2 separate regions of the Homo sapiens genome follow, and region 1 is linked to region 2. A link is an interaction called in ENCODE POLR2A ChIA-PET data of the cell type or tissue named here. Cell type or tissue: MCF 10A. All regions are shown on one strand. Links, peaks and the distances in the headings refer to the core of each region. The heading gives the core; the rest is flanking DNA. Region 1 overlaps AFAP1L1 (actin filament associated protein 1 like 1). Region 2 overlaps ARHGEF37 (Rho guanine nucleotide exchange factor 37).

Evidence for each region. ChIA-PET counts read pairs that join two places held together with the same protein. Peaks named below come from ENCODE experiments on the same cell type or tissue, not always from the same donor. Only the 100,000 strongest peaks of a DNase experiment are listed, where the experiment ranks them.
Region 1: POLR2A ChIA-PET joins it to region 2 with 5 read pairs; 3 of 35 experiments call an interaction of 5 or more read pairs at or near these places.

What each region holds. Positions count from the first base shown.
Region 1 is chr5:149,290,219-149,302,545 of GRCh38, forward strand. AFAP1L1 (actin filament associated protein 1 like 1) reads left to right here. Exons shown (of 19, transcript NM_152406.4): 2 at 9,291-9,419; 3 at 10,053-10,136; 4 at 10,915-11,012; 5 at 12,200-12,308. Among named protein-coding and RNA genes, the nearest start is that of AFAP1L1, 25 kb to the left of the region's middle. In MCF 10A, for the core only: no CTCF peak of the experiment used is centred there; a DNase peak (open chromatin) is centred at 6,353.
Region 2 is chr5:149,591,220-149,603,546 of GRCh38, forward strand. ARHGEF37 (Rho guanine nucleotide exchange factor 37) reads left to right here. Exons shown (of 13, transcript NM_001001669.3): 2 at 6,540-6,736; 3 at 9,889-10,012. The coding sequence starts at 6,551. Among named protein-coding and RNA genes, the nearest start is that of ARHGEF37, 16 kb to the left of the region's middle. In MCF 10A, for the core only: no CTCF peak of the experiment used is centred there; no DNase peak of the experiment used is centred there.

The DNA of each region.
Region 1 (12,327 bases), core at 4,293-8,292, 300 kb before region 2:
CCTCTGTCCCCCAAAAATAAGACTTAATTTATATAAATAATACATGTAAATCACTTAAAGCAGAATACGTCTTATAGTAGTAATGGAAGAGTAATGGAGATAGCTAACATTTACTGAGAGCTTACTATGTGCCAGACTCTGTTCGAGGCACATTCACATGTGTCGGGGCCTGTTCCCGCTAGTGAGGTAGATATGCTCACGTTACTGATGGTGTACATGAGGCACAGGTAGTTACGGGAGTGCCCCAGAGGTACACAGTTTGGAAATTGGGGAACAGGAATTAAACTCAGGTGGTTTAGGTTGCTCAATATCTGTTATTATTTCTGAATGTATATGTTAGAATTAAAATCCACCAACTACAAAATGTGCATCACTAAATCAATTGGCAGCCGTATTCATGTGAGGGATATAAGTTGAACAAAATAGAGCATTTGGGAGCCTAGCCAAGTGAAAAATTGGTCTTTTGCTTCCTTTTACATGCTGAGGGTACTTTTTGTTGCCTGATTTTTTTTTTCTTTTTTTCAAGCATCTCTTTACTATACTGAGCCACTATAAGGCCAGACATGGTTTTAAAATCACATTAACTAGCTGTTAGACTTTATCAACTCTTAAAAGAAAATAAAGTTTGCTCCAAGAATTTATTGTTCCATGTATACTTAAACATTTGCCCTATGTTTGGCGCTAGCCAAAGCTGGCAATGTTCGTGCACTCAAGGAACTCAGGCTTAAGTTGGGGAAAGTGACCATCATCAAAAAATACATAAGTAAATACAAAATCTTGCCATGTGAAGTGCCACAGGGAGAGATACTTGATGCTACCATGGCATAAAATGGGGGGAGTAGGTGCAGTGAAGAGAACAAGGAAGGTATCCCTGAGGAAGTCAGGATTGAGTAGAGAGCTAAAGAGGATGTTACTGGCTGGCAGCGGAAGGGAGTTCTGATAGGCAAAAAGAACAGCTCTTCAAAGTCCCTGAGTTGAGAGGTGAGGAACAGAGCGTGAGGACAGCCTGGAAGGAGGTGTCTCTGGAAAAGCCTACAGGGTGCCTCACGCCTGTAATCCCAACACTTTGGGAGGCTGAGGTGGGCAGATCATAAGGTCAACAGACCGACACCATCCTGGCCAACATGGTGAAACCCCATCTCTACTAAAAATACAAAACTTAGTTGGGCATGGTGGCGCACACCTGTAGTCCCAGCTACTCGGAGGCTGAGGCAGGAGAATTACTTGAACCCAGGAGGCGGAGGTTGCAGTGAGCCGAGATCGCACCACTGCACTCCAGCCGGACAACAGAGCGTGACTCCGTCTCAAAAAAAAAAAAAAAAAAAAAAAAAAGAAAGAAAGAAGAGAAAAGCCTGCAGGGTTTGAAAGTCACAGAAAAGGCTGCTCTTCCTTTCCTTCACCCTACCCAAGCACTGAGCTCACATCTGATCAGCATACTGCTTTTCTTTCCAGGGCGACTTGCCTCCCCACTGGTACTGTGGGTCATACCCCACTGATATGTTAATACAGTATGCAGAAAGTTAACTCTAAAATCATGATCAGAAATGTTCAAAGTAAGGCACTGGTTCTTTCTCCAGAACAGGAGCCTTTATGAGATGGAAATTGGGTCATTTTCCTTTGCATAAGAAAGGAAATTTGAGTAAATCAAAAGAAAAATTGTAGGCCCTTCATAAAACCACAGTCTCACAGTGGTCTTTTTCCATTTTTAAATGGTGCTAGTTGCATTTACTCTGACTTTGAAAACAAAGAAGGATAAGTTATCTTTGTGATCTCTGTAAAGAGGCTGGTCAAATAGTGAGGTGGGGAAAAGAGAAGTTGTATATTTTCCTATGGCTTTGCATTTAATGAATTTGTAATTTGCAAGCTGTTTCCAAGCATTTTTGTACGCTCCAGAGTCTGAAAGGTACACAGGAATGAGATCATGAGTCCAAGTGCCCAGCACTGGGCCTAGTTTGATAGGAGCCAATACAGGGTTTATTATTCTTGTGACTTGCTGATATTTAATTACTCACTTGTCTTTTGTTATGAACTCATTATCTTTGCGATCTCTAAATAAATCTGACCTTCTGAGCGCTAGTGTCCTTTCTGGTTGTGATAAATACCTCTTGCTTTTCACTCAGGCTGCATCAGGGATGTGAACCAGGTAGCAAGTGGTAGTACTTTTTATTGGTAGCTTAATTTCTGCTATCTAACATCTTATTTTGATTTCAGTCATGTGGGGAGGAGTGAGGAGAAGATAGAAAAGTGATCTTACTCTTAGTTGGGCACTCACCAGGAACAATAAGCATTTAACAGCCTAATCTTAGATATATTTTAAATAGGTTTCTAAATTTATTTGAAAAACTTTTTTGCAACCCAGAGAATAATTATCCTTCATCTTGGGTTTCTGAGCCTCTGTCTCACTTAAAAGATTGAAAACTTATAAACGATGATTAGTCCATTTCTTCCTGTTGTATCTTTTTCTCATCATTGGAATTCACTGTACCTCCCTAAGACTCAACTAAACCAAGCAAGATAGATGGAATTTATTCGTGGTTCTAAATAAACTGGAGACATAGAGACAGTTCTGTCCTCATGCCCGAGTCTGCCAAGAGCAAAGACAGGAGATGGGGGCAGCTTAGGAATTGGGAACAAAGTTTTTCCTGACCGGGGACAGCAAGGACCCAGGATTCCTGGGTTGCGTTACTACCCCTCTGTCTAGAAGATATTGTCTCCTCACCTTGCTTGGAGGGGGTCCTTGGAATGTGAGCACTCTGAGGGAAGGGGCTTCGCCAGCTCCTTGTGCCACAGCCATCCCAAGCTCAGTGTCAGGGCCAGAGCCATGAATAGTTCACAGGATGAGGCTTGCAGAGTCCCACCATGCCCTCTTGTCCCTGTACCATCCTCCTTTGTGCCTACCACTTCCCCTGAAACTCCATGGGGCGATCACAGATGAGTGAAGAGAGCAGCCATCGAGTGCCTGAGCACCATACACATCAGTTCATTTCATCTTCACCGTGACCTTGTGAAGCAGCTACTGTGATCACCCCCACTGTTTGCAGATGAAGAATCAGAAGCTTAGGAAAGTTTAGAAATTTCCCCCAGAGGCCCACAGCTAGAAAATGACAGAGCTGGGAGGGGAGCCCAAATTCTCCAAGCCTGTGCTTTTAGCCACTCTTCCATGACTTATCTTAAGCATCAAGCTTTGTGTTAGTATTGTGTGAACTTAACACAAAATACTTTTTCCCCCAACTGGTTGTGTGACCATAACTAAGTTAAATAACCTCTTGGACACTCACTTGCTACATGTTTAATATAAGAGGATTAGACTAGGCCATCAAAATATTGTATTCATTGAGTAAATGTTCATTGGACATCTACTGTGTACTGATTGAAACACAGACCCTGTCCTCCTGGAGCCTATTAGAACTATAGCAAATCTGTTCCTAATGCTATCTGATCAATACTGTGGAGTCTCCATAGTTGTGGAAAGTATTAGAAAATAACAACAATGACAAAACAACATGCAATATGGCTATCATTTAGTGAATGTTTGTTCGAAGCACGGTGCCATGCAAAGTGCTTCACAAGCATAACCTTACCTAGTTTTCCAGCCCTATGCGGTTGGGATCCTATTATTCTCATTTTGCCTGTCATAAAACCAGGGCTCAAAATTTCTAATGTGCCCATCATTGCACAGCTCAGAAGTGGCAGTGCAAGAATCCCAATATACATGGGTCCGACCCCAGAGCCCTAGCCACTGCACTATTCTAAGCAAGACTCCATGCTCCAGCTATTTGTAATCTTCAGGGGCTCCTATTCCCACCTTGATTCTCAGTTATTTCAGAAGAGGATAACTAATGATATTTTTTTAAGGAATAGGAGAGGTTTTCCCACATTCCTTATGTCCTCTGTAGCATATTTTTTCTGGTGGAGTATTTTGCAGAGGTTGAACCTTGGACTGCCCCCATCAGAATCACTTGGAGTACTTGTAAAAATGCAAGTTCCTGGATCCAGGACAGGCCTAGCAAATTAGACTTTCTGGATAGGAGGTCTGGGAATGTGCATTTCCAACAATCCCGCTGGAGGAGTCTTTTCTTACTAAAAATCGAAGTTACTGTCCTGTTGGTATCACTTTTCATATGCCTTATACCCATACGACCTCTCCAATTTAAATTCTATAATGTTTTAAATCTCTTTGGTTTGAATTCTCTAAAATTAAAGATGAAGCTGTCATCAGACTTCTGTATTCACTGTGATTGAAAGCTAGCTTCTTAGGGTGAGCTCTGTATTGTTCTGGAAGAGCCCAGCACTGGCTGAAAGGTTTCTTACATCCGTGATGTATATCGGGTTTTCTCTGGGATGAGATCCCTGCTGTTAATTCAGGTATTTGCTTTCAGTGGTCTATTTTTTTTCTATGAGATCTTCACAGCTGAAGTTCTGAAGTTCAAACAGGCCCAGTGGGGAGAGGGCCTTCACGCAGGAATTTCAGCCTCACGGTGAGGGTTTCCACCCACAGGTAAAGGTATCCCCAGATCAGGAGCCCCATGAAGTCATGGCCCAGAGCACTCCACTGGAGGGCTGTGAGAGGAAGCCCAGTATTCACATCTGCCCACCTCCCCCCAGCCCCAGCCTGGCCTCCTAGCCTCTGCTGCACTGAGCTGGGCTGAAGTCTTCTGATGGAGCATTCAGATGTGGGGTCAGACAGGCCAGGGTTCAAAGCCTGACTTTACTGCTTACTGGCTGAGTAACTTCACTTCTCTGAGCCTCCATTTCCTCCTTTGTAGGGCGCTGGAGGATTAGATGAGATAATGTGCATTAACTGCCCAGCACAGGGTAACTGCTCAGCTCCAGCGAAAGACTTGCAGGTTCAGTGCAAGCTGTGCTTTGCCCCATGGTTCCCCTCCCTCTGCCCCTGCTGCCTGCCAGATCCGTTCAGGTCGCAGAAACCCCACCAGGACTGGCAGCCCCTCATTCTCCATCTGCTTCTCTCAGATGCATTCAGTCCCTTTCTTCTCCTTTGGTCTGTTTGAACTTTGGTGATCAAATCTCAGTTAAAGGAAGAGCACTTAGATGTCAAGGTCCCATGTTAAGAATCCCATCAAAGACCAGGAAGGAAACAAAAAAGGTATTACAAAGCTTGGGTGCGAGAGCTCAGGTTTTTAAATGCAGAGCGCTCATGCAGAACCAAACTGTTCTTACTTTAGAAACGACTATAGCAAACCTTAAATTAGAAGCAGTAGAGCATTTAGAAGCCAGAAAGCTGCCACCCATAGGCATTTACTGATAGCAACAAGAAATTGCTGGAACCTCACAGCAAAAAGAAAGAAAGACAGAAGGAAAGAAAGAAACAAAAGAAGGGAGAGAGGGAAAAATAAAACGAAAAAAGAAAAAGAGGGAGGGAGAATGGAGAGAAAGAGGAAGGGAGGGAAGTGGGGAAGGAGGGAAGGAAGGAAGGGAGGGAGGAACAGATTTAAAAATCCCAAAAAGTTTTGCAATCCTTAGTCGTTCATTGGCGGGGGCAGCAGTTTTTAAAGTTTTAAAGTGTAGCTAGGGATGAGGGAGTTGCCTGGGGGCAGTCCCCAAGATGTTTTCAGGGGGTTTGTAAGGTCCAGACAACTTCTGTGTAGTACTAAGACATTATATACCTTTTCACTCCCATTCTCTACAAGCTTACAGTGGAGTTTTCCAGGCACAACCTGTGGTGAAGGGGTAACTTTGAAGGCTAGTGGGATAAGTATCTTTGTGTTCTTGTGTTTTAAAGATTTTTCAGTTTTAATGTTAATGCAATAAATATTGATAGATACAACCCACATAAAACAAAAGCAATTTGGAGTCCTCAACAATTTTTTTTAAGAACGGGTTTTGCTCTGTTACCCAGGCTGAAATGCAGTGGCACAGTCACGACTCACTGCAACCTCCTCCTTCCAGGATCAAGCAATCCTCCCACCCCAGTCTCCTGAGTAGCTGGGACTACAGGCACATGCCACCACTCCCAGCTAATTTTTTGTATACTTTTGTAGATGGGATTTCGCCATGTTGCCCAGTCTGATCTCAAATTCCTGAGCTCAAGTGATTCGCCCACCTCAGCCTCCCAAAATGTTGAGATTACAGGCGTGAGCCAACACGCCTGGCCCAATAATTTTTAAAAGTATAAAAAGACCCTGATACCAAAAAGTTTCAGAATAACCGGTATAGGGATAAACAGCCCAGTGCACCCCTGAGCCATAACATCCTGTGGGAGAGCAGAGAGGTATCATGTGCTTTTGAATGTGAGTCGTGGCTGCAGGGCCACAGGAGGGCTCCCAGGCCACCTGTGGCTGCCTTCTTGCATCTGCCGTTGCCTCCCTTGTGAGTAATTACCTATGAGGGAATACGCATGTTTGTGTGTATGAGACAGAGAGAGAATGCGCGTTGGGACAGTTGGAACAATCTCTTATTCATTTTTTCTAAGCCCTGCCCAGGGGCCAGGCTGACACATAGTTAGTGCTCAGTAAATGTTTTGGAATTGAGTTAACCAACATTTAGTGTATGTATTAGTCTGTTTTCATGCTGCTAATAAAGACTAATAAATAAATACCTGAGACTGGGTAATTTATAAAGGAAAGAGGCTTAATTGACTCACAATTCATCATGGCTGGGGAGGCCTCAGGAAACTTACAATCATGTCAGAAGGGGAAGCAAACACATCCTTCACATGGTGGCAACAAGGAGAGATGCCAAGAAAAAAGGGGAAAAGCCCCTTATAAAACCATCAGGTCTCACTATCACGAGAACAGCAGCACAGGGGTAACCACCTCCATGATTCAGTTACCTCCCACTGGGTCTCTCCCATGATACGTGGGGATTCTGGGAGCAACAATTCAAGGTGAGATTTGGGTGGGGACACAGCCAAGCCATATCAGTGTGTCTGTTGAGGGCGCTAGAGAGGTTTGTTATTCCATTTGAAAAGATTTCCTTGAAAACAGCTAAAGTTTGGCTAAAATGATTTTAAATAATTACCTGCTTTAAAGAGGGAAACATATTCATCCAGAACCTGTGTTTATTTGATATGGCAGGGCCCAGGCCCTGGAGGCAGCAGGACCTCCAGGCGCCTTTCGCCTGGGCTCTGGAGGCAAGCAGTGACCCCCCAGAGCTGTGCCACTCTGATCCCTAGGGATCACACAGACTTAGAATCAGTCTGGCTCTACCTCTCAAGCTGTGCCACTATCCCATAGCTGCCACAGCCTCAGCGTCATCTTCTGAAAAAAAAGGCATCCCAATAGGACTGCTCACAGATGTGCCCTGGGGATTGGATGGAAACACGCACAGAAAGCCCCTCCCTCAGTGTCTAGCAGCTGAGAGTGCACATGAGATAGGAGCTGTCCACATCAACCTTCAGCTCATTGTCAACGAGTTTGGGGTGATGATGGATTTTGCCACAGAGAGACTGCAGCATCATGTTTTCCTAACAAGGGTCACTATCTATACATAAGATTTATATTTAAAAGAAGGTCCTAGTGTGGTCATCTGTTCATTCCTGTCTTGTCAGACACATGAAGAGCACCCACACTGAGCAGGCCCCAGACCAGATGATAAGTAAGCAGAGAGTCACAGTCCAGTCCACGCCTGCTAGAGCCTCACAGCCTGCCAAGGGAGGCAGACACTCAGGGATCAGCACAGATCAGTGTAGTAAATTCTTCAGTGACAGCAAGAATAGCTGACTTGTGGTGAGCATTCACTCTGTGCTGGGCAAGGCCCTTTGCATGTCTGGTGTCATTAATTCTCACAGCCACCCTATGAGGCAGGTGCTGTTATTATCCTCCGCCTTTACAGGAGGAAACTGAGGAACCCATAGGGTAAGTGATTGGCTAGTGAATGATAGGGCCTGAATTTGAACCCAGGTGATCTGGCTCCAGGGCCTGTTCTCTTCTGCAAGGTGCTGTATCTCCTCCTACACCTCCAGGCCCTGCAGCTCCGGGTCAGTGTCTCCTGTTTCCTCAGGAGGGCCCAGGGTGGGGAACAGCACATGGAGTTAGGAGTCATGGCTGGAGCTGAAGTCCTGGCTTTTCTTCTTGCCTCTGTGTAACTTCAAGCAAGTTATTTATCTTCTCTGAGCCTTAGTGTCTTCATCTAAAAGGTAGGGGTGATCATGGGACCTACTTCAAAACTTGCTGGGAGGAACAAAGAAAATACTGTGAGTCAATATATCTCTGTGGTTAAAAGAAGAGAATGAAGAAAGCAGCTTCACTCTAGGCTCTGCTAGCTGTGTGATCCTGGAGAAGGTATTTAACCTCCTGGAGCTTTAGTTTCATCCTCCATGTAATGAAGATAATAAAATACTTGATATACGATTTAAATGAGACAATAAAATGTAAAAGGGCTGAATATAACTGATAATGATTGTTCAGTACAGGTTAGCTTCTGTTATCATGCCTAAATGCTTAGTGGGTTGCAAAGCAGGGCAATACTACTGTGATGAAGCTGGTCTTTGGCTCTAAGGCAAACCAAGTCCCAAGTTACTTTTCAGGACAGGGAGACATCAGTGACATCATGGTCTTGGCACACTGAAGTCCTTAAAGGACTCTGTGCTCTAGGATCTTGCAACTCAGATGGTCCAGGACCACCAGCATCAGCTGCAGCTTGGTGCGGATCAGAAATGCAGAATCTCGGATCCCACCGCACACCTCCTGAATCAGAATTTGCATTTTGACAAGATCCCCAGGTAATTCTTACACACACTCAAGTTTGAGAAGCATTGGTGTCACGTGGAAAGAAAGAATGGCACTGATAACATGGAGTGAGGAGGGTTAATGTTTAGTTTGGCTGTGGCCAAGGCACCGGAAACAGAAGGTTCCAGAGATTGAAGCACATGAACTGATGGGACAGGAAGGCTCTCTTTCCTGCCTGTGTCCTGGATGGCCAGGGGCTCCAGCCTGAGACCTGTGCTGAGCTTCGAGCTGCAGTGAGAAAGGACCCTGGTCAAGCAAAGCAGAGGGCAATCTGGGACAGAGGGAGGCCTGAGAACCTCTGCTCGGGGCTGCCTGAGCTCAGGGTTGCCAGATGAGCCCAGGGAGGTCCAGTCCTTGGGCCAAGGCCATCTGAGGTAGAGTGGGGAGACCCGGAGAAACACCACAGGACTAACTGAGCAGGACCCTCTCACGGGAGCTGCGTGGCAGGTCTGGGACAGCTGAGAGCCCCCAGGTCCGCTTGCACACCCGGACCTGCCCTCTGACCCCTTCCGCCCAACTCTAGGTGGTGGGGGGCCGAACTCCCGGGCACAGAGCTGTGACTGTGCAGCTGTGACTGTGCCCGTCTGCCTTCCTCCGCAGTGCTGGAGCAGCTGCTCCCAGAGCTCACCGGGCTGCTCAGCCTCCTGGACCACGAGTACCTCAGCGATACCACCCTGGAAAAGAAGATGGCCGTGGCCTCCATCCTGCAGAGCCTGCAGCCCCTTCCAGGTTAGCCGCCAGCAGCCTGCCTGGAGGAGCTCCACTTATGTAGGACAACAAAACCTCCCTTCACTGACTCAAGAACATGCAGGAACCCTCCGCCCCACCCCCACCCCCAGGGGCTGCCGCAGGAGGAAGGCTAAGCCCTGGACACAGCGTCCAATGCATTCCATGCGAGCTCTTGCCCAATGTCCTTGTCCACTGGGGCCCCACCTCCCCACCGACAGCCCTGGCTGTGCTCTTTGTACTCCTTCACCCCTGCCCTCCACACACACACAGAACACACACACTCACATAGAACACACACACCCACATACCCCCCACACTGACCTACAACACACACAGCCCCTCACACACCCACCACACCTGACACATGACATGCACACACCCTAGCATACGCCTGACAGCCCCAGTAATCTGTTTCCATACTGGGCTTCTGGACATCCTTTTACTTGGAGAAAGAGATCCTCAATAACAGTGTAAAAACTAAAACAAAGTTTGAAAACCAGTGAAATAATTTAGGACTTGAATGCGCTTTGCAAAGTGAGCACTGTGTCCCATGTGGGCTAGAAGTATGAGTGGGACGGGGGAGACCTGGTCCCTCCTCCTTCACAGCTGGCATGTCCCCCTTCTTCCTCACAGCAAAGGAGGTCTCCTACCTGTATGTGAACACAGCAGACCTCCACTCGGGGCCCAGCTTCGTGGAATCCCTCTTTGAAGAATTTGGTAAGTGACCCTCTCCCAACCTCAGCTACGGAGCCATCCCTCTTTCCCTGTGTATGCAGAAGGGTCCCCCGACTGGGCTGGGCTTGGCTCTAACATCGCATCATTAAGTCGCTTTGGGCCAGTCCTTGGCCCCTCTGGGTTCTGCCAGCTCTGAAAGTCTAATCAAAGTCTGCATAGGAATAGGAATTCAGCTCAGAGACTTGAGGAATGGTAGGGATGACCATGCAGTCCAAAGAAGGCATGGCACATTAGGGTGTTTCCTCACCGGCCACTCCCAGGTGATTGCCACTTGAGACACTGGGCTGAGCGATGCAGTGGCTCAGCAGAAATGATAGCTTGCATGGCTGCCACGGGCATGGGAGCAGCTGAGCTGGCTGCATGCAGAGTACCTGCCGTCCTAGCCCTATCCTGAGGGAAGACAGCTCTGTTCAACACAGAAAGAAAGCTACAGGCCTTGGTGAGAGAGTTTTGGGGACTCATAGACTTAGGGAGCACACTGTGCCTTTATAGCATAACCCTCAAAGATTTCCAAAGTACCAAAACAAGTATGATTTTATTTGATCCTCTCTACAATCCTGGAAAACAGACAAGGCAGGCATCATTGCCACCACGTACAGATGAGTTTCAGAGTCAAAAGTCATTTGTTTAGGGTTACTAACGGAGGGGTGGTGGAGCCCGACCTCACACTCAGGCCTCCTGACCCCAAATCCAGCCCTCTTCCCCTGGTCTGTGCTGCTCATCCTTGGCTTTCTTTGCCCAATGGCCTGTCCCTCTGTAGACTGTGACCTGAGTGACCTTCGGGACATGCCAGAGGATGATGGGGAGCCCAGCAAAGGAGCCAGCCCTGAGCTAGCCAAGAGCCCACGCCTGAGAAACGTGAGTCATGGCCTGGGTTCCCACACCTCAGGGCCTCTGTCCCTCTGGAGGAGGCAAGGGAAGCTCTCCCCTTCCCACTGGGTGCTCTCCTGGCGGTTCTGGACCCTGTTGTCTCTCTCGGGTTGTGGGTGAGGGCACAGGCAGCACCATGTGAACATTTCAATGGCCCGTGATGTGCTCGCTGTGTGTTTTTTTTCTTATTTATTTTTATTTTTATTCTTTATTTTGCCACCTTCCTGACTGGGAAGTCACAGTGTTTGTGCTGAGCAGGGAGAATGTGGTGAACTTACCTGTGCCCTCAGGCCCGAAGGACGTCACCAGCCCAACTTCCGATTGCATAACATAAGCCAGGCTATGGAAAAAGCTCTGGACCAGGAGTTGGGTGACCTCTGCCCACCCCCATGACTCTGCTGTGTAGCCTTAGGCGAGTCGCTTCTCTTCTCTGAGCCTGAGTTTGTCACCTACAGAATGAAAGACTGGACCAGATATAGGATGCGCAACCTTGGGGCCATGGAATTAGAGCAAGGGGCTCATAATCACAACAAGCTTTGTCTGTCAACTGCATAATTCATTGTCATCATCACCAGCAACAGTACCAGTCACTAGCAACTTACTATGTCCTTTACATGCTGACAGCAACTGAATGAGGCTGGCACAATTGTTATCCCCATTTTACAGATGAGGAAACTGAGGCTCAGAGAGAATGAGTGATATGACCCATGTCCCACAACTCACACGTGGCAGAACTTAGCTGTAAAGCCACGGTTCCCCTGGCCCAGTGGCTCAGCACTCAGCTGCGGGTGGTCCTGCCTCACTAAAGAACAGGCCTCACGCTTCCTTGTCCTACTGCACCTCGTGTGTGTGTAGACGTGGTTACAGAGTAGTGCAGAACTCACAGTAGCTTCTGGTAATTCTGCATGTGCTCAGTAAAAAGTATGACTACTACTGTTTGGCAGTCCACAAAACTTGCAGACATTCCAGGGGAACCCTGATGATTAAAAAAAATTGGGGTAAGAATCACTGGATAAATATGCCCTCGAGTTTTACCAGCTCTGTGGCTCTATAAAAGGTATGGCTTCACATTCACACTGCCTCCTGCCTTCTGCGAGCTCCTGCCTCCCTCTCCCTCAGCCTCTCTCTCCCTACCCTGCTCCGCTCCCCTAGCCCTCTTTTTTGTCCCCTTGCAGGCGGCCGACCTGCCTCCACCGCTCCCCAACAAGCCTCCCCCTGAGGACTACTATGAAGAGGCCCTTCCTCTGGGACCCGGCAAGTCGCCTGAGTACATCAGCTCCCACAGTAAGTTCTGGTCCTCTTG
Region 2 (12,327 bases), core at 3,920-7,919:
CCATCTCAAAAAAAAAAAAAAAGTTGAATGTTCCAGAGTTAATACTTCTGCAGCAAGCTATTGCTTCTGCCCAGGCTGGTGTCAGACTCCTGAGCTCAGTCAATCCACCCACCTCGGCCTCCCAAAGTTTGAGGATTACAGGCGTGAGCCACCGTGCTCGGCCAGCCTTTGTCTTTTTTTAAGAGATGAGGTCTCTCTCTATTGCCCAGGCTGGAGTGCAGTAGTGCCCTCATAGCTCACTGCAGCCTTGAACTCCTGGACTCAAGTGATCCTCCCTCCTCAGCTTCCTGAGTAGCTGGGATGATAGGTGTGAGACCATTTGCCTGGCTTCTCCCAGGCTTTTAAGCTGCTTTGTCCTGAGAGTATTGCAAAGATAGTGAATAACTTAAGCTATATAGACAGTCGCCGACTTATGATGATTCGACTTTATGAATTTTTGACTGTAAGATGGTGCAAAAATGATACACATTCAGTAGAAACCGTACTTTGAGTACCCATACAACTATTCTATTTTTCACTTTCAATACTGTATTCAATTAATTACTCTAGATATTGAACACTTTGTTATAAAACAGATTTTTGTATTAGATGATTTTGGGCAACTGTAGGCTAATCTAAGTGTTCTAAGCATGTTTGAAGTAATCTAGGCTAAGCTATGATGTTCACTAGGTGTCAGGTATATTTCATACATTTTTTACTTATACATTTTTCAACTTATAATGGGTTTATCAGGACATAACCTCATTGTAAGTCGAAGAGCATCTGTATAATATTTTGCTTTTACATTTTTATTTTGAAATAATTATACATCAAGGTGAGGTTGCAACAATAGCAAAGGGAGGCCCTCTGTACTGTTCACCCATGTTTCCCCAATGGTTACATCTTATTTAAATATAGCACAACATCAAAACCAGGAAATGGGCATTGGTATAATATACGTGTTTGTGTTTGATTGTTCTATTCCATTTTATCATGTGTAGATTTGTGTAGTCACCACCTCAATTAAATTACAGAATATTCTGTTGTAGACAATAACACTGTCACCACAAAGTTCTCTCTGTTACTATTCTTTTATACTCACACCTACCTGCTGTCCATCCCCATCTCTAACCAGGCAGCCACAAATCTGTTCTCTATCTCTACAATTTTCTTTGTTATTAAATGGAATCACACAGTATGTGACCTTTAAAGATTGGCTTTTTTTCACATAGCATCATGCCCTCGAGAGCCATCCAAGCTGTTGCTGTATCAGCAGTTCGTTCCTTTTCATTTCTGAGTATTCAGTGGCATGGATGTACCACTGTTTGTTTAACCATCATCTATTAAAGGAAATTTTGGTTGTTTCCAGTTTTTGAATATTACAAATAAAGCTTCTGTGAACACTTATGTACAGGTTTTTGTACATAAGTTCTCTTACTGCGGGATGTCCAGACATGGAATTGCTGAGTTACACAGAAAGTGTATGTTTTATTTTTGAAGAAACTGACAAACTGTTTTCCAGAGTGGCTGTACCATTTTACGTTTTCTTGTTTTTTTTGGTTTGTTTGTTTTTGTTTTTGTTTTTGTTTGAGATGGAGTCTCGCTCTGTCATCCAGGCTGGAGTGCAGTGGCACGATCTTGGCTCATCACAACCTCCGTCTCCTGGGTTCAAGCAATTCTCCTGTCTCAGCCTCCTGAGTAGCTGGGATTACAGGTGCCCACCACCACACCCAGCTAATTTTTATATTTTTAGTAGAGACGGGGTTTTGCCATGTTGGTCAGGCTGGTCTTGAACTCCTGACCACAGGTGATCCACCCACCTCAGCCTTCCAAAGTGCTGAGATTACAGGTGTAAGCCGCTGTACCCAGGCATTTTACATTTTCACCAGCAGTGTATGAGAGATCCAGTTTCTCCACATTCCTGCCAGCATTTGATATTCTATAATATTTTTTTGGTAGCAGCTTTACTGAGCTATAATTCATATCATATGGTTTGCCCATTTAAAGTGTACAAATCAATAGTTTCTAGTATATTCACAGACTTGTGCAACCATCACCACAGTTTAGAACATTTTCATCATTTCCCCAGAAAACGTTGCATCCTTCAGCTCCAAACTCCAATTCTCCATCCCCTCAGCCTTAGGCAATTGCCAATCTTTCTGTTTCTATCTGTTTCTATAGATTAGCTTATTCTGGTCATTTCATATAAATGCAATAATAAAATATGTGACCCTTTGTGATTGCCTTTTTTCACTAAGCATAATGTTTTTAAGATTCATTCATGTTGTAGAACATATGAATACAGTTGATCCTTGAACAACATAGGGGTTGGGGTACCAACATGTGCCAGGGAAAATCCACTTATAACTTCTGACTCACCAAAAACTTAACTACTGATGGTCCACTGTTCACTGGAAGCCTTACTGATAACATAAACAGTTGATTAACACATATTTTGTATGTTATATGTATTATATACTGTATTCTTAAAGTAAGCTAGAGAAAAGAAAACGTTATTTAAAAAATCATGGAGAAGAGAAAAAATGTTTACTATTCGCTAAGTGGAAGTGGATCATCATAAAGGTCTTCATCCTTGTGGTCTTTGTGTTGAGTAGGCTGAGGAGGAGGAGGGGTTGCCCTTGCTGTCTCAGGGGTGGCAGAGGCAGAAGAAATTCTGTGTATAAGTGGACCCATGCAGTCAAACCCATGCTGTTCAAGGGTCAATTGTACTTCATTTCTTTTATTGCTGAATAGTATAGATATTTTTCCTTTAAACAATTATTAGTTTATTTTTCATGCTATTTTAAATGGATATATAATAGTTGGGGAGTATATGTGATATTTTGATACCTGTATACAATGTGTAATGATCAAATAAGGGCATGATGTTTTTAAAGAAATAACAATGAGGTTTTTCCATTACACAGGCTATAATCTAAGGGATAACACATGCTGCTACAGAGAGGTTTTTCCTGCTAGGAGGTCTAGATTGCAATTAACCTAAGTGCAAATTAATGCTGTTGTAAGTCTTTAGTAGTTCTCTGTAAAGTATTTCTCATGATTTTATTTATTTAGCAACAGTTTTGAGTTGTGGAACCTGAATAGCTTTCCTGAAATTCTATGGGGATCTTTCTAGAGAAGCTGTGCACAGGTAGTGAATGTTGCCATTCAGGCCAGGGACAAATCAGCAGATCACGGGGTGTGTTTGGGAGCCAGAATACAGCTATGCATCAGACAGATTTGTTTCAGGATCTTTCTGGGCCTTTGCCCTCTGTACATCCCTGCCCTCCCCAAACATCCATTTATGTACTCTCCGATCTATGGAACAATGGCTTCGGCCTAAGACAGAAACTTCAACAAATACTAATACATCCATAAGAACCATTTATGTAGCAAATAGTATTAATCATGGGCATGGTGAGGCACAGAGGAGGATACAAGATGAATAGGTGCTCATCTTGCCTCCAAGAGCTTAGTGTCTAGCCAGGAAAATGAGCACGCTGAGCACAAGGTTACATGGGATCTGTGCCATTTTAAATATTATGAAGTATTTTAACCATCCAGAAAATAACAAAGCACAAAACAACAAATACCCACGTACTTACCTCCTAGCTTTGTTTAATTTTAACATTTTTGCCATGTATCCTTTGTACTTTTTTAAACAAAGTATCTCAGCTACTCAGCAATAAAAAGGAAGGAACTATAACTATTGATACCCACAATATACATGAATCTCCAGGGAATTATGCTGATTGAATAAAGCCAATCCTAAAAGATTACATACTGTGTGATTCCATTTACATGAATTTCGGGAAAGGACACAATTATAGAAATGGAGAACAGGTTTGTGGTTGCCAAGGATTAGGATAGGATGGGGACTGGAGCGAATTAGGTGAAAAGGCAACATGAGGGATGTTGTGTAACAATTGTGTATCTTACTGTGTTCATGTTTCTTTTGTTGTTGTTTTTGTTTGTTCGTTTGTTTGTTTGTTGTTGAGACAGGGTCTCGCTCTGTCACCCAAGCTAGAGTGCAGTGGTGCAATCTTGGCTTACTGCAACTTCTACCTCCTGGGCTCAAGCAATCCTCCTACCTTGGCCTCCTGAGTAGCTGGGACCACAGGCATGTACCATCATGCCTGACTAATTACAAAAAAATTTTTTCTGTAGAGACGAAATCTCACTATGTTGCCCAGGCTGGTCTTGAACTCCTGGGCTCAAGCAAGCCTCTTGCCTTAGCCTCCCAAAGTTCTGGGATTACATACATGAGCCACTGTGCCCAGCCCTATTTGGTACTTGTAAAACATTATACAGGTCTGTATTTTTTGTCCTAGTGTCTTTCCTCTTTCCCTGTTTCTGTTTTGGCCTGTATCTGACTGGTTGGTTATCTGACACTCTTGGGGTCTACTCCTGCTCTTGTTGTTTCTGCTGGTACTCACTCACAGGGGCATTCTTATATTTTTTATTCTAAACTCATCTTCAGGACATGGTTATCTGTGGCCTAGGTTAAAGACGTGTCCTTCTGGAAACATTTTATTTTGTTGTGGCCACTCAGAATTCAGGATTTCTTTTTGTATAAATTTATCAGCTTTGGGCCACCTGGACCACATGTGTAGCATTGATTTGGACCTAAACCCAGTGAAGGCAGGTGTGTTGTTACGAATTTATGTTATGAAGGAGACCTTTTTTCCTCACCCAGAACCCAAGCCAGGATGAACTGTCTTTGTCATCTTCTGTGTGGATAGCTGCATTTTTTTTTTTTTTTCCTGATCCACCATTTCACAGAAGTCCTTGTGGCTGGGGGGGTCCCAGTTCTGTGAAGGAGCTTGTCTCCTATTCCTACCTGGGCACTAATGCCCAAGTCTCTGGTTCACTGAGTTTCAAATACTGTCTTCCTTACCCACCCCTCTACTTTGGGCCACAGCTGCATCAGCTCAGCTGCTCCCCACCGTAGTTTTCAATTCCCTGTTTGAGGGCCCTAGTGATTTCTTTTCCTCCCTTACAAGATCTGTCATGCAGTTAAAAAGTTTATTATAACTGATCTAGCATTCCTAAGTGTTTTGTAGTAGGAAAGTTTTTCAGATCATCTTGTCCATGGTATTGCCCTTTACGCTTTATTATTATTTTGAGATGGAGTCTTGCTCTGTCACCCAGGCTGGAGGGCAGTGGCACAATCTCGGCTCACTGCAACCTCCACCTCCTGGGTTCAAGTGATTCTCTTACCTCAGCCTCCCGAGTAGCTGGGATTACAGGTGTGCACCACCACACCCGGCTAATTTTTGTATTTTGAGTAGAAATGCGGTTTTACCATGTTGGCCAGGCTGGTCTCGAACTCCTGACCTCAGGTGGTTTGCCCACCTCAGCCTCCCAAAGTGCTGGGATTACAGGCGTGAGCCACCGCACCCGGGCCCTTGATACTTTATAAGTTAGAGATAAAGGATTGCAGGAGTTTCAGAGAAGAAAAGTGCAGCTGGTGGGAGTGAGAAATGAGGGGAGGATCAAGAGTAGCCTTAGAGAAGTGAATGCTGGGGGATAGGAACACAGGAGGGGGCATGGCAAGTGCAAAAGCAGGAAATGCCAATGCAAGTATGGAGAAGAGCGCTCAACTCTCTTTCCACTGCAGTACAACCTGTGAAGAGGAAATGAAGTTAGAGCCTGGAGTGCAGTCTGTGAAGGGGAAATGAGGTTGGAATCAGATCACTGAGCAGCAGGAAGCTACTAAAGTCTTACAGCAGGGCACACCATGTTCACAAGCTTTGTTTCAGGGAGTTTAAACTGGAAATGTGTCCAGAAAGAATGGGTGTGGTGGTGGCAGGAGAGCAGTGTGGATTAGGAAGGATGACTCTGAGGGCTGTGGAAATAGCCCAGGCGATGGGTAGTAAGGCCTAAATGGGGTAGCTGGTGGGATGGGGTGTAGGGGGACCACTGGGAGAGGGTGAAAGAGATTCAGCTGTACCAGATAAAGAAATCTAGGTCAAGAGCTGGATTGGAAATAGAAGAAAAGCCAGGCAAGCATGTTGTCTGGGTCCTGGGAAATGAATTCAAAATGTCAAGAATTATCTATTAAAAAAAAATTTTTTTTGTAAGAATCTTGCTCTGTTGCCCAGGCTGGAGTGCAGTGGTGTGATCTTGGCTCACTGCAACCTCTGCCTCCCGGGTTCAAGTGATTCTTCTGCCTCAGCGTATCTGAGTAGCTGGGACTACAGGAGCCCGCCACCATGCCTGGCTAATTTTTGTATTTTTAGTAGAGACGGGGTTTCATCATGTTGGCCAGGCTGGTCTCGAACTCCTGACATCAGGTGATCTGCCCACCTTGGCCTCCCAAAGTGCTGGGATTACAGGCATGAGCCACCACCTAAAATGTCAAGAGTTATCAGAGCTGTTACCTGCCTTTCAATATTGTTCAGGTACTGCCTACAAATGCTAATAAACAGTTCATCTTGACTCTGTTTGCAGCTTAAGATGTTTTTAGGCCTCTTGATGAGTAATTGTCATTGAATTAGAGACAGCATGTCCCAATAGTTCTTCCTGGAAGTGAGTGGGGATGCTTTTGCTTTTCCCAGAACCTGCTGACATGGCCAAGCATGGAGCCGACGAGCCATCCTCCAGGTCAGGGAGTCCGGACAGGGAAGGTAGGGCCTCTGAGGACAGATCGCTGCTTCATCAGAGGCTGGCTGTCCGGGAGCTCATCGACACTGAGGTCTCCTACTTGCACATGCTCCAGCTCTGTGCCTCTGACATCAGGAGCCGCCTCCAGCAGGTACTTGGGTGGGGTCACACACAACCTGTCTTTATAGGGGCAAATGTGGGTCCCAGCTTCTGAGATTTCTCATCCATTCCTGGGGCAAGCTTGACAGAAAGGAAGCGTGGTAGATGTGAAGTCTGACAGACCTGGATGTAAGCCCCAGTACTTCTTTTCCTTGGCCGTGCAACCTCCATCAAGGTCTTCCATGGCTTAGAGTCTTAGTGTATTCCTTGGCTAACTGGTGAGCGGAATAATCACTGGGAGACCTATGTGAGCTAATGAACAAGCCCTTTTCAAGTTTGGAACAGATTGCTTAAACTGACTCTTCTTCTTCTTCTTCTTCTTCTTCTTCTTCTTCTTCTTCTTCTTCTTCTTCTTCTTCTTCTTTCTTCCTCTTCCTCTTCCTCTTCTTCTTCCTCTTCCTCTTCTTCCTCTTCCTCTTCTTCCTCTTCCTCTCCTTCCTCTTCCTCTTCTCCTTCTTCTCCTTCTCCTTCTTCTCCTTCCTCTTCTTTCTTCTTCCTCTTCTTTCTTTTTCCTCTTCTTCTTCTTCCTCCTCTTCTTCTTTTTTTCCTGCTTCCCCTTCAAGGGTCTCTTTATTCGATCACAAAGTCACTGTCAGCGACTTGGCCTGGCCCTCTATGGCTTCCAACAAGGAAATGCTTAAAAGTCAGGAAATGCATTTGCTGCCTTTCCTAGTACCAAAAATTGACTACAACCTCTTTGGGTACCCTGAGATAAATCAATAGCATTTGCTTTTTCTTTACTTTTCTAACAGAATTCCAGAAAAAATAAATCTCATATATATATATCTATATATAGATATAGATATAGATATAGATATATAGATATAGATATATAGATATATATATGTGTGTGTGTGTGTATATATATATGTATATTTATATTTATATACACACATTCATATATAGAGAGATCCCTCAATCAAGAAGAGGCAAAGGATCCAGCATCCTCTGAGGTGCCCCTTGGCCTGGTGCAGGAAGGCCAGGAGGCACCAGCTGTCTTGGGAATCACCTTGAGATGTGCAGTGCTGAGCTGGTGTGGCATGGATGGGGGTCTGCAACAGCCTTCTCCCTCTAAGGAAGGTGGAACTAGGACAAACCAGGGGAGCCCTCACTCAAGCTTTCCACACATCCTGAAACGTGAGCTGTACCTGATGGAGCTTTGAAACTAAAACCCAAAGTGCAGATACAAAAGGATTCCCTGATAGGCCTCTAGGGGACTGACTCCTTAGGGAAGAGTTCCAAGAGCATCAAGCAGCAGGGGCTGGGGGAGCCAGCAGGGAGGACATACGCCCACAGCCCCCAGGCCCCCGAAGACAGGTGTCATGGACACAGAGGCCTGCTCAGCCACAGGAGAGGGGCTGGGCTCTGTCCCCTCCTCAGGTCTCCAACCACAGCCCCTGCAGGCCCTCAGGCAGGGGAACCCAAAAGGCCAGGGCAAGGCTCGGCTCACCCAGGAAAGCCCAAGGCAAACTTATTTATTTATTTATTTATTTACAGGAGACAGGGTCTCACTACATTGCCCAGACTGGTCTCAAACTCCCAGGCTCAAGTGATCCTCCCATCTCACCCTCCGAAGTCAGCCTCCTGATTAGCTAGGATTACAAGCACATGCCACCACACCGAGCCATGACCTACATTCTAACTGTCTCATTTGCAGGGTGGTGACATGGAGAAATTAGCACTGTGAGAGTTACTATTACAGTGCTTATTTTTTACATTTTCTTTTTTGGGTTTCAGAAATAATGCAGGCTCTTGCTTGCTACGTTTCAAGCATCCCCTAGCATTTGAACTCCATAAGGGCAAATATTTTGTTAAGTTGATTATATCCCAGTCTTGACACATAAATAACAGACTTAAAATTAGTCTTTCTTCATTGAATGAAATACCAATGTAGATAATGTAGAAAGTGAAGTACTTCTTTTATTTTACCCTCCAGAAATTGGGATTTTTCTCTATAGGCATTAAACAAGCAAATACAGTCTTATGTCACTTAACACCAGGGATATGTTTTGAGGAATGCATAGTGAGGCAATTTCATCATGTGTGAACATCATAGAGTGCACTAATACAAACCTAGATGATATAGCCTACTACACACCTAGACTGGATGGTATGGCCTATTGCTCCTAGGCTATAAGTGTGTTCAGCATGTCACTGTCCTGAATACTACAGGCAAATGCAGCACAATAGTATTTATGTATCTAAACACAGAAAAGGTACAGTAAAAATATGATATTATAATCCTATGAGATCACCCTGGTATATGCAGTTTATCATTGATTAAAATGTTATTATGCAGTGCGTGACTGTATATGTTGTTATTTATTTTAACAGAAACAAGAGCAGACTCTAGATATTGTTCTTCAGTTAGCTTTCCCACTTGAATGTGTGTCCAGCACATCCTTCCATGCTTGTGCATTTATATAGATGTCCTGCATCTTTTTAAACAGTGGTATAGCCTGGTTAATAGGGGCCAGAGAATGCATCTTGAGGTCATGGTGGTAGGTGCCAAGTATGTCAGAGGTGGAAAGAAGTCTAACTTCTCACCCTTCAATGACAGATGGGGAAACTGAGAGAAGCTAGCTGGCAGCAGACCTAGGCTAAAACCCCGGTTCAGCTTTTCTTCCCCACTGAGTACTCCGTCTGTTCCTCTCTTCTTGTAGAGTAATGAAAATACCTAATTTTTTTTTTTTTTGAGATGGAGTCTCGCTCTGTCGCCCAGGCTGGAGTGCAGTGGCACGATCTCGGCTCACTGCAACCTCCACCTCCCAGGTTCAAGCAATTGTCTACCTCAGCCTCCCGAGTAGCTGGGATTACAAGCACCCACCACCATGCCGAGCTAATTTTTGTATTTTTAGTAGAGATGGGTTTCACCATCTTGGCCAGGCTGGTCTTGAACTCCTGACCTCATGATCCACCCGCCTCATCTCCCCAACGTGCTGGGATTACAGGCGTGAGCCACTGCGCCTGGCCTGAAAATACCTAATTTATAACGTTTCAAAATCCTTGCAAAATTCCACTGGGGCAGCCAATCTTCTCAGGAGTGATGGGAATGGTGTGAGTGTTCTGTCCTACTCTCAAAAGCCTGCAAATACATTCTATGGAACTCCCAACCACCTCTCATGGCTTCTTTGTTCCTTCCAGTTGCCGCAGGGAGATCTGGATGTCCTGTTCTCAAACATTGATGATATCATCAAAGTGAACAGCAGATTCCTCCATGATCTGCAGGAGACAGCCTCCAAGGAAGAGGAACAAGTGCAGCTAGTTGGTAAGCAAAAAACCTAAGGAGTTGTCAGCCTTAGATTCTCATGGAACTGTTCTCAGCGAGTGGTCACTGCTTAACTGTCTCCAGAGTTCCAGAGAAATGCAGCTCAACGGCAGTCTGTTTTGGGGATCTCCAAAACACAACATATCAGAGCCAGCAGGGCCCTCAAATAACAACTAGTCCAGTCCCATTGCTTTACAGAGACCGAGCCCCAGAGACAGAGAGGAACATGCTTACAGTCACGGAATTGTTAGTGATGCAGCTAAATCTTTAGTCTGTGTCTCTTTCACATTCATTCATCCAACGGTTATTTAATGAGCACCTGCAGTGTGCAGGCACAGCATCAACGAGAGAGTCTGAGCTTCTATTCTCATGGGGTTGACAAGTTAGTGACAGAGACAGAAGATAGACAAACAACAGAATTGTAGGTAATAATTTGTAATTTAAAGGAAATAAATAGTCATGGTAACTTCTGGGTGTGAGGGAAGGCCTCTGGAGGAGGGAACATGTGAGCTGAGATCTGAGTGTCAGGAAGGAGCTAGCCTTGAGAATATCTGAAGGGAGAGTAGAGAGCATAGTTGTGCAAAGGCCCTGAGGCAAGGATGAGTCCAGAATGTTTAAAGGACAGACGGAAGGTTGATGTGGCTCCAGGGAAATTAGTGAGGGGAGACTGTTGGGGATAAAATAGAAGAGGCACGCAAGGACCAGATCATGCACAGCTTTATAGGTCATGGCAAGGAGTTTGGAGTTTATTCTAACTGTGATGGGGAGCCACTGGACAGTTTTGAGTGGGGAAGTGACACGGTTTGATTTATGTTTTTCTTTTCTTTCTTTTTTTTTTTTTTTGAGACGGAGTCTCACTCTGTCGCCCAGGCTCGAGTGCAGCGGCATGATCTCGGCTCACTGCAACCTCCGCCTCCTGGGTTCAAGCAATTCTCCTGCCTCAGCCTCCCGAGTAGCTGAGACTACAAGCGTGCGCCACCATGCCTGGTTACTTTTTGTATTTTTAGTAGAGACAGGGTTTCACCGTATTGGTCAGACTTGTCTTGAACTCATGACCTCTTGATCCACCTGCCTTGGCCTCCCAAGGTGCTGGGATTACAGGCGTGAGCCACTGTGCCCAGCTGATTTATGTTTTTCAAAGATCTCTTCAGCTGCTGTGGACAATGGATTATGAGGGGGTGGTGAGAGTGGAAGCAGCGAGATCAGTTGGGGGCTTTACTGTGGCCCAGATGAGAAATGAGGATAGTCTCCTTTGGTTTAATTTTTTTTTTTTTGAGACGGGATCTCACTCTGTTGCCCAGTCTAGAGTGCAATGGAGCAATCATGGCTCACTGCAGCCTCTACCTTCCAGCCTCAAGGACCCTCCTGCCTCAGCCTCCTGAGGAGGATAGTCTTCTTATTCTGAAATGGTTAGGATGAGCACAGCAGAAAGAAAGGAGGAGTGGGTCCAAACCTCATACCTGTCTCCTTCTGTCTCATCCCATCTGCTGCCAGGATTCCCATGGTGAGGGATTTCCTAGTGGAGTCAGGAGATATAGGTGAATGGGTGGGTGTCAGATTCACTACAGTGGCAGAAAGGAGGAGGAGATGAAGGTACCCAGTACTGTGGCCACCCAAGTCCCCTTTTACACCACCAATCTTCTAACCTTTCCTGAACACGAATGATGAGGATGCAGATTAAAAACAACAAATATGCAAAAAAAAGTTTTATTTTTTTTTGAGATGGAGTCTCGCTCTGTCACCCAGGCTGGAGTGCGATGGCATGATCTCGGCTCACTGCAACCTCTGCCTCCTAGGTTCAAGCGATTCTCCTGCCTCAACCTCCTGAGTAGCTGGGATTACAGGCGCCCGCCACCACACCCGGTTAATTTTTGTATTTTTAGTAGAGATAGGGTTTCACCATGTTGGCCAGGCTGGTCTCGAGCTCCTGACCTCAGGTGATCCGCCCACCTCAGCCTCCCAAAGTGCTGGGATTACAGGTGTGAGCCACCGTGCCTGGCCTAAATACGCAAACAAATCTTAAAAACCTACTTTCTGAGTGTTTACAAAACGCTAAGCACTGTTCTTATGTACATATATTAATTCACTTCATCTCAAAATAACCCTGAAATGTAGATACCATTATCTCATTTTACAGTTGAGGAATCTTTGGCACAGAGAGAGGCAATAACCTGCTTAGTCACGCAGCTAGGGGCAGAGCCAGGATTTGAATGCAGGTAGTTGGCCCTGAGAGTCAGAGCTCTTAACTGCTACACTGAATTGCTTCTGCATGGTAGAAGGTGAGACTTAAAGCCTGTATACTGTGTGTTTATCAT